Regions from separate parts of the Homo sapiens genome. Here region 1 is linked to region 2. Evidence: chromatin contacts called from ENCODE Hi-C data. All regions are on one chromosome and are shown on one strand. Each heading gives the region's core, a stretch centred on a gene start or an enhancer-like site at or near the end of the contact. The rest is flanking DNA. Distances are from core to core; before and after follow the strand shown. Region 1 holds the start of ADGRA3 (adhesion G protein-coupled receptor A3). Region 2 overlaps KCNIP4 (potassium voltage-gated channel interacting protein 4).

Region 1 (3,919 bases), core at 990-3,489, 630 kb before region 2:
TGATTACCTTTGGGGGGCACGCTTGCATGGGGGAATTTAGGCATGCCCTGAAAAGATATATAGCAGCAGAAAAGGGCTGGGAGGGGCTTTTTTCCCTTGGGGATGCTAGTAAACTGCATAGTGTGTCTGCATTTTGATGGTGACCCATCACATGTGACCAGGTGTGGAATTTTGCACTTGAGGTATTACTTGTCGGAACTCAAAAAGTTTTGGATTTTGGAGCATTTCAGGTTTTGGATTTTTGGATTAGGGATGCTCAATGCTCAATCTGTAGTAAGGTTTTATCTTAATCAAAAAACAGATCATTATTTTGTTAGGGAATAATAATTCTTCAGATAAATTCAAGAGAAATGTGATCCATTTCACCCACCTTAACACAGAGGCACCAGTGTGCCTGCTAAGGTTATTTATAGATCCGAAGTCACTTAATGGTGCAGATAATCTCCCACTTTTTCTTCCCATCATAGTGTCTGGGCTTATGTTGTTCAACACCAACAGGGTAGCCACTGGGCATTTAAATTCAAATGTAAATTAATTAAAATGAAATGAAAAATTTAATTCTTATTGCACACTATCTACATTCCACACACTATGTAGCCACAGTTGGCCACCATATTAGACAGCAAAGAACTAGAACAGCTATACAATCACAGAATGTATTATTAGACAGCACTGGACATGGTTGGGTTGGTCAAATGAACTGCTATTCAAATTTAATACAACACTGATAAATGATAAATGGAGACCATTTATTTACTTCCCATTGAGAAAGCTCTAGCCAGATAAACAGATTCCTGCAAATTGGTCCCTAAGATAAATTTTGTAGGGGCCAGAGGCAGTAGTGTCCTTAGACCCAAGCAAGAAAAACCGTGTTCTAGGCCCTCCATTTTAGAGGACACCAACCTGACTCTTCTTATGGGGTGAAAAATCTCCAGGCCAGCACCCAAAGCCTGGGTACCCACTATGTCCCCAAGACCCAGGACCCTGGAATTCCCTGACTGGTATTACCAAAGCCACTTCTTGGCCCTGAGCTAGCTTCTTCTGAGAACTGTCCTCCCAATGAAGGACCCAACAACTGGTATAGGCACACCTGAGATCCAGACGCAGACAGAGGGTGGCTGTTAGAAAGTGTGAACAGAACTTGGTTTTGTGGGCTGCGGTGTTCACACACAGGTACAAAAAATCCCCTCTTGTCCTTGAAGATAGCTGGGCACAGGAAGCAAAGACGGTGAAGGTGTACAGGCCAAAGGTTTGGATCTGACTCTTTCCCACCTGCCATGTTTCAGGGAGAAACTCCAAGGTGTCTGAGAATCCTGCTTACAAACCTTCCAGGTTGTTATGAAGGTAATTTCTCAAGGCAGGAGCACAGAATATATTTTATTAGCATGATATAGTCCTTGTAAAATTTTAAACATAGGGTAGGTAAGCCCTGGGCTTGCAAATGTTAGGGCGAGGCTGGAAGTCAGAGTAATCAATTCTGTTGGGGTTTCTTGGAGGGTTTGCTCATTATTGCTCGAACTGGTGAACATCTCAAGTATCTTTGCCTGTCGAATTTCTTTCAAAAGGCTGCCTTTCTAGTGAGGTCCAGATGCATCCTTTAGAGACCATCGCTGTTGTTGCTGAAGGCCAGAAACAGCTTCAGATTGTTCACTGTATTGAAGAGGAACCTGTTTACTGGCTCCAGTGTATTTGGGACAAATAAGACTACCATAATGAGGTGAGAAGGCGATTCCTTCCGAAACACTTGGTTTTGGGTACTTTTCCCATAGGGTTGGTCAGGGAAATTCCCTACTCTCGTCCCTACTCCATCCTCCGGGCCAGGCTCCTTGGGCCACATGGGCAGTCTCCAGGAGCGCACAAGACTGCTTTGTCCTGTGCCCGCGGTGCGAGCGCGGTGGCGGCGAAGGGAAACGAGCAGGAGAGTGGCCACCGCGGGTGGAGTTTGGACTCGAACTTTCCTCCGTTCGGACTCGAACTTTCCTCCGTTCTCTCTACGAGTTACTGCCTTCCCGCGGGCTCCCCACAACTCCTGCCCGGAGGCCGAGGCCCGGGCGCGCACCGGGTCGGAGTCGGGCTCGGCAGGTCCCGGGAGCGCGCGCCTCCTCCCCGAGGTCCCGGGCAGCTGCAGACACGGGGAGAGCAGGAGAGCCGGGAAAGAGGAGGGGAAGGGGCGGGGGCGGCCGCCGGCGGCGGGCGGGGAGGAGCCGCCGCGCGCGGGTCCTGGCCAGGGGAGGAGGCAGTGGCGGCGGCGGCGGCGGCAGAGGAGGAGGAGGAGGCGGTGCTCGCGCCGGGCGGTAGAGCGGCGCTGGGACCCATGCGGCCGTGACCCCCGGCTCCCTAGAGGCCCAGCGCAGCCGCAGCGGACAAAGGAGCATGTCCGCGCCGGGGAAGGCCCGTCCTCCGGCCGCCATAAGGCTCCGGTCGCCGCTGGGCCCGCGCCGCGCTCCTGCCCGCCCGGGCTCCGGGGCGGCCCGCTAGGCCAGTGCGCCGCCGCTCGCCCCGCAGGCCCCGGCCCGCAGCATGGAGCCACCCGGACGCCGGCGGGGCCGCGCGCAGCCGCCGCTGTTGCTGCCGCTCTCGCTGTTAGCGCTGCTCGCGCTGCTGGGAGGCGGCGGCGGCGGCGGCGCCGCGGCGCTGCCCGCCGGCTGCAAGCACGATGGGCGGCCCCGAGGGGCTGGCAGGGCGGCGGGCGCCGCCGAGGGCAAGGTGGTGTGCAGCAGCCTGGAACTCGCGCAGGTCCTGCCCCCAGATACTCTGCCCAACCGCACGGTCACCCTGTGAGTATCTCCCGCGACGCTGGGTCCTCTCCCGCTCGGCTCTTTCTTATCTCTCCGCTCAACTTTGGAGCAGGGTCCAGCCGGCACCCACGCGCCTTTGTGTGGAGCTGTAGGCAGGGGGCGGTGCTAGGAAAGACCTCGTGTGCTTGGCATGGGTGCAGTTCAGGGAAAGGCAAGGGAATCTGCGTCCGAGCTGCCTCCCAGCTCCACTAGTTTGCAAAGTAAAGTTTTCGGGTTCTCAGGCGCTCCCCGCGCTGTCCCCGGCGCAGCGCTTTTGGGCTGCGCGGTGCCACGTGAGGATGCAAGTAAACACGCAGTCAACAGAGTTAAAGCTCATTCATCCTGGGCTTGGGTTTCCAGAAAACACAATGCTTGATTGCAAGCGCCAGTCCTTCTGCTTCTTTGCAAATTAAGTTACACTTACGTGGTAGAGTTTGCAAAACACAAGGACTGTGTGCGAGCCCAAACCCCAAGACGCTTCCTTTGCCTTTTGCTATCTTAGTTTTATTACAGTTAAAGAGCACCTTTTAAGATAGAGTTGTTATTAAGGGCTGGAAACATTTCAGATCAATCTGTTTATGTACCTTGCAGTCCCGTTTTCGTGTCTGTGAGGGCTTATATTTAAAAGCCAGGAACATTGGAACTGAAAACCGTGGGTTTATTGAGCCTTCCAACTCGAGGGATTTTTGATTTTCGGATTGAGTTTCCACCTGGAAGGAAAAATTTTGGTAACTCACTTGTGCTGGGATTCACGGTTCAGTTTTGCAAACGTAGTTTTGCCAATTCTAGCTGAACAGTTGGCCCCAGTGACTGTCGAGTTTGTTTTCAGAAGGATGAATTGGTTTGGAAAGTTTTGAGTCTAAGTGTTTCTCATGGGTATTTTGTTCAACTGAAATGTGAGTCCCTTGGCTCGGGGTTCCTCTATGTTGTTTTGGTTGGTTTCCTAAAAAAAGAATCAAGGCAGCCACTATACAAACATGAATGCAAGGACCGCAGCATGATCTATGAAAACACTTAAAGTATGGTTTTAAATGTAACCCAAATTCAGCAGGAGTATACACAGGTAGGCCAGGTATACATTTCATTACTAACACTTTTGTTTACCTTCATTTCCATTTTTTGAATTAGGAAACGTTTAACCA
Region 2 (4,277 bases), core at 811-3,310:
CTGTATTTACACAAGAGTTAGAGCATATTCCAGAAGTACAGAAAGAATTATGCTGGGGATGTGGTCATTAAGGTATATAAATTATTTAAATTCAGCTTTTCCAAATTCTTAAGTCTGCCTCTGGTCAAGCATGTTAATAAAACCAGGTGAAACATTTTAATTGCTTTTCACCTTCTCATCTAGGCTTCAGTGTTAACTATCATTTGCGTCTGAATGATGTGAATTATAACATACGGTGCATTAAGACAGGTCTTCATTTAGGGGGTGATCATCAGTAGACATTCACTGTGTTTCTACTCTAGTGAATAGTAGTACTACCACAATGCCTCTATCAATGTGACCAGCAATCCCATCAGAATTCCATCGCCAATACCACCACCAATTCCATTGTGGATACCAACAACAAATTCATCATCAATGCCACCAGCAATTCCAAAACCAATATTCAAACTAACACTAAGGGTGAGCAAATATACAAGACTCTGGGAGCCCACATGAATCAAACGTGGAAACACGGTCTATGGCATTACTGAGTACATAGTTGAGTGGAGGAAATACATCATGAAGCCAGCATTATTCGGTCTTGCCTGGCCTGTGTGGTCCCTTCTTGGGCCACTCTGCTACTCTGTCCCTCACAGGTTTTTCTCTAGCCACATTAGCTTATTGTTAGTTCTAGGTTTTTTCCTACTCGAAAACCTTTACATGTTCTGAACCATCTGCCTAGGGTAGTTGTTTCTAGTATTCACAAATTGAAACCCTTTTCGTACTTAAGCTATCAGCTCAAATGTCACTCCCCAAGAGAAACCTCTGGCCTCCCTTGTGTATTAGGATCATAGGGATGATAGCTCCTGCCTTGCATGGTTGATCTACATTTGTGGTAAATGAGTGTTGAGTACCTAATGCAATGCCTTCAGGTAGCTATTAATAGTACAGGTTTAATATCCCTTATCCAAAATGTTTGAGATCAGAAGTGTTTCAGAATTTAGATGTTTTTTTTTCAGATTTTGAGATGCTTGCATATACATAATTAATGAGATATCTTGGGGATGGGACCCAAATCTAAACATGAGATTTATTTATGATTTATATACACATTATATACATAGCCCAAGGATAATTTTATACAATATTTTAAATAATTTTTGTATATAAAACAAAGTTTGCATGCATTGACCCATGGAAAAGCAAAAGTGTCACTATCTCAGCCACCTGTGTGGATAACCTGTGGTTGTTTGGCATCACTGTCACTCCTGACTCTAAATTTATATTGTACCTATAAGCAATCATTTTCTTACACTCATTCACGTATAAATACTTAGCAATAAAAATATGACATGCCATTAATATAGTGAAAAAGTAGTGTGTTCAGGCTAACTTGTCATTGTGTCATGTTGATGCTCAAAAAGTTTTGAATTTTGGAGCATTTCAAGTTTCAGGTTTTCAGATTCGATATGCTTAACTTGTAGTAGTAAAAGTAAAACTTGACAGGTGATCCATGTGACTGCATAAAAAGAGCTAAACTGGATGTGAAGCCAAAGACCAAAAAAGCTCAGTGAGATAGAAGTTTCAGATTGGAGATGAGGAAGCAAAGCCTTGAGCAGTTATGTGAGTCATGAAGACAGTAGCTGTAGGCCAGCTCTGAGCAGGAGCAGAAGCCCTTCAGAAGGTGTGGACAGTTATAATAGCATGGTGAATGTAATGACACAGAGCATACAAAATATGAAATTAACAAAGGGGAGGGTATAGAATTAACTGCTTCTGGCATGATTGCACCTGAGGGCAAAGGAAAACGGTTGAGGAGAGTGGCTCCTAATCACCCTTATGTGTCCTAGTCTTTTTGAAAGTCTTGTTTCTTTCTAGTTTCCTTTTATCTTCTTGTGTTCACAAGGCTTTGGGTGCAACATTATTATGGAAATACAAACCTGAAGTTTTGACTCATTTTTTATTGCATCTGAATCGTATGAGTCTAAGCACAGGGAGAATTTAGTCACCAGTTCTACTTTGGTTGTTAAAAGATAAACATTATCCAACACACTTTGCATAATGTTCCACAGAGGACCTCCATGAGTAATTCTTGTGGCCTGCACCAGTTTTCCCTTACTCTTCTTTAAGTTATTCTGTGTATGAGTCAGAGTGTTAAACTTGTTGTATTTATCCTTATTCAGAATCAGTTTAGTTTAGTGAGTTTAAGAGCAAAGATTGAATCCCAGCTCTGTGAGACCTTGGGGTAAGTCACTTAACTTCTCTCTGCCTTAATTTTCTTCTCTGTAAAGCGGTGATAATAATCATACCTAATAATACATAAGTCATAAAGTTGTTGTGACAATAAAATGAAATAATGAAGAAGAATCAGAACAATACCTGGCACATAGTAAGTGTTACATAAATATGAACTATCATAGTTGAACAACTAATGATAAAACACTAGGTAGAAAGTTTTACCAGAAGTTTCTTTTTCCTCATTGGCCCAACTTTACATTGGAAATTCAAAAAGTAATTTCAAAGACTTTTTATGATCAGCAAATATTCTGCAAAATCAACTGGTTTCAATCATCAGCAATATTTTCTTTATGAGTTAGAATATATAAAGGATGGTTACAACCTCTTTTAAGCTTTTCAGTTATATAACCTCATCTATAATAATAACTGTGTTAGTTAAGGAAATCATTCAGAAGGCTGAATCATCTTCATGCAAATGAGTTCAGCATAATTTCCTTAAGCATGACAATGACTAAAGAGAAAATATTCATTTTCTTTCGTAAGTTTCTGTGTCTGAAACAATTTAGGAAGGTAAATGGGGGAAGGGTGAAATTCATCATTCAAAATCTCTTTGGAGCATCCTGTCCCCAGGTGATGTGGACTAAATATTTGTGTTCCCCCAAAATTCATACATTGAAATCGAATCCCAAATGTGATGGTGGTTTGAAGTAAGGCCTTTAGGAGGTGATTAGGTCTTGGGGGTGGAACTCTCATGAATGAGATTAGTGTCCTTGTAAGAAGATACCAGAGAGCTAACTCTTTCTGCGCCCCTCCAAGTGAGGATACAACCAGAATATGGCCAACTGCAAACCAGGGAGAGAGTCCTCACCAGAACCTGACCGTGCTGGAACCCTGGTCTCAGACTTCCAGCCTGCAGAACTATGACAAATACATCTCTGTTGATTAAGCCACCTCATCTGTGGTACTTTTGTTATAGAACCCCAAACTGACTAAGACACCAGGCCATTATCATCTACTCTTAAGGACAGCATTTTCTATGTATTTTGTGTCTAGAGTCTATATTTTACACAAAGTCAGTTTTCTCTTTTTAAAAAAATTTGTACTTTATCTTTGTCCTGAAGCTGGCAATGATGTCAATAGCTTGCTGCTTAGTAGATCTTTAATTAAGACCAGGGCTTTTAGCCTGTATTCCTGACTGTTTGATTTCATCCAGTTTTTTCAGTGGTCTTCAAATGAACGCTCACACTCTCTAAAGCAAAAGCATTTATTATACATGGCTTAGTTTCCTAATATAACGAACATCTTAAAATGAAGAAAAATGAAAAATAAAAAGAAGAGCTTTTGTAATTTAGCCAAATGTAATTTGTGTGTGTGTGCCCTCCATGGTTGCCACAGGTATCAGGTGCATTTACTTCACTGAGAATATCACTGATCTTGAAGTCAGTCTTTGGAGATATTTAAAGTTATTAAATGTCACATCTCTTGGTAAGACACAAAGATCACAATCACACTTTTCAATGTGGAAAACCTCTGCATTCACAGATTTGGGATTTACAGTTTTGATGGAAGCTTTATGTAGACCCTGTCTCTCACCCCCTGTGGGAACTGTTTATAGCTCCCTGGTGCTGGCAGAAACCCATCCGCTTACTCCCTCTGTAAAAATACATTAGGGTTAAGTGTTGAAGAGGGGCAGTACATTTTAGTAACTGAGAAGCCTTCTCTGACATAATTAGAGAAATGGGAGGACCTTCAGAAAACAGCCTGGGAGAGAAGATAGGATGTAGTGTGAAAAATGCTTGTGTTGGGCAAAAACATTTCCAAAGATCTGCTTTTTATTTGTTTTCTGGCATCTTGAAAGCTTTTGGCACTTTTGGAGCTTAATTTCACCCTCAATGAATTGGAAAATTATGCTGTATAAATCAGTTTATAACATAACTTTTCAGTCATGATGATCAGATTCTAAACATTAAACCTGGAAAATCATAATAAGTTTCAGTAAAATTTCCAAAACATTTCAAAAACTGCATGAATCTCATTCATTCCAAACAATACAGAAT

The links. Hi-C counts contacts between places; a loop is a spot of excess contacts on that map. Pooled maps may share reads with other maps.
Region 1: a map of IMR-90 shows a loop between it and region 2 (3-fold over the local background). The contact joins the promoter of ADGRA3 here to the enhancer-like site in region 2. A Hi-C loop is called at or near these places in 1 of 168 maps with a recorded cell type or tissue (IMR-90), 1 of 37 single-sample maps with no recorded cell type and 4 of 50 pooled maps.

What each region holds. Positions count from the first base shown.
Region 1 is chr4:22,514,386-22,518,304 of GRCh38, reverse strand. It overlaps ADGRA3 (adhesion G protein-coupled receptor A3), which reads left to right and starts at 2,239. Exons shown (of 19, transcript NM_145290.4): 1 at 2,239-2,777. The coding sequence starts at 2,521. MIR12115 (microRNA 12115) reads right to left here and starts at 2,993; the gene lies at 2,920-2,993.
Region 2 is chr4:21,886,099-21,890,375 of GRCh38, reverse strand. All of the region lies in intron 1 of KCNIP4 (potassium voltage-gated channel interacting protein 4), which reads left to right. Among named protein-coding and RNA genes, the nearest start is that of KCNIP4-IT1, 35 kb to the right of the region's middle. Within about 2 kb of position 2,060, at least 2 of the 41 ENCODE cell types and tissues checked have a DNase peak (open chromatin) inside an H3K27ac peak, as active enhancers do.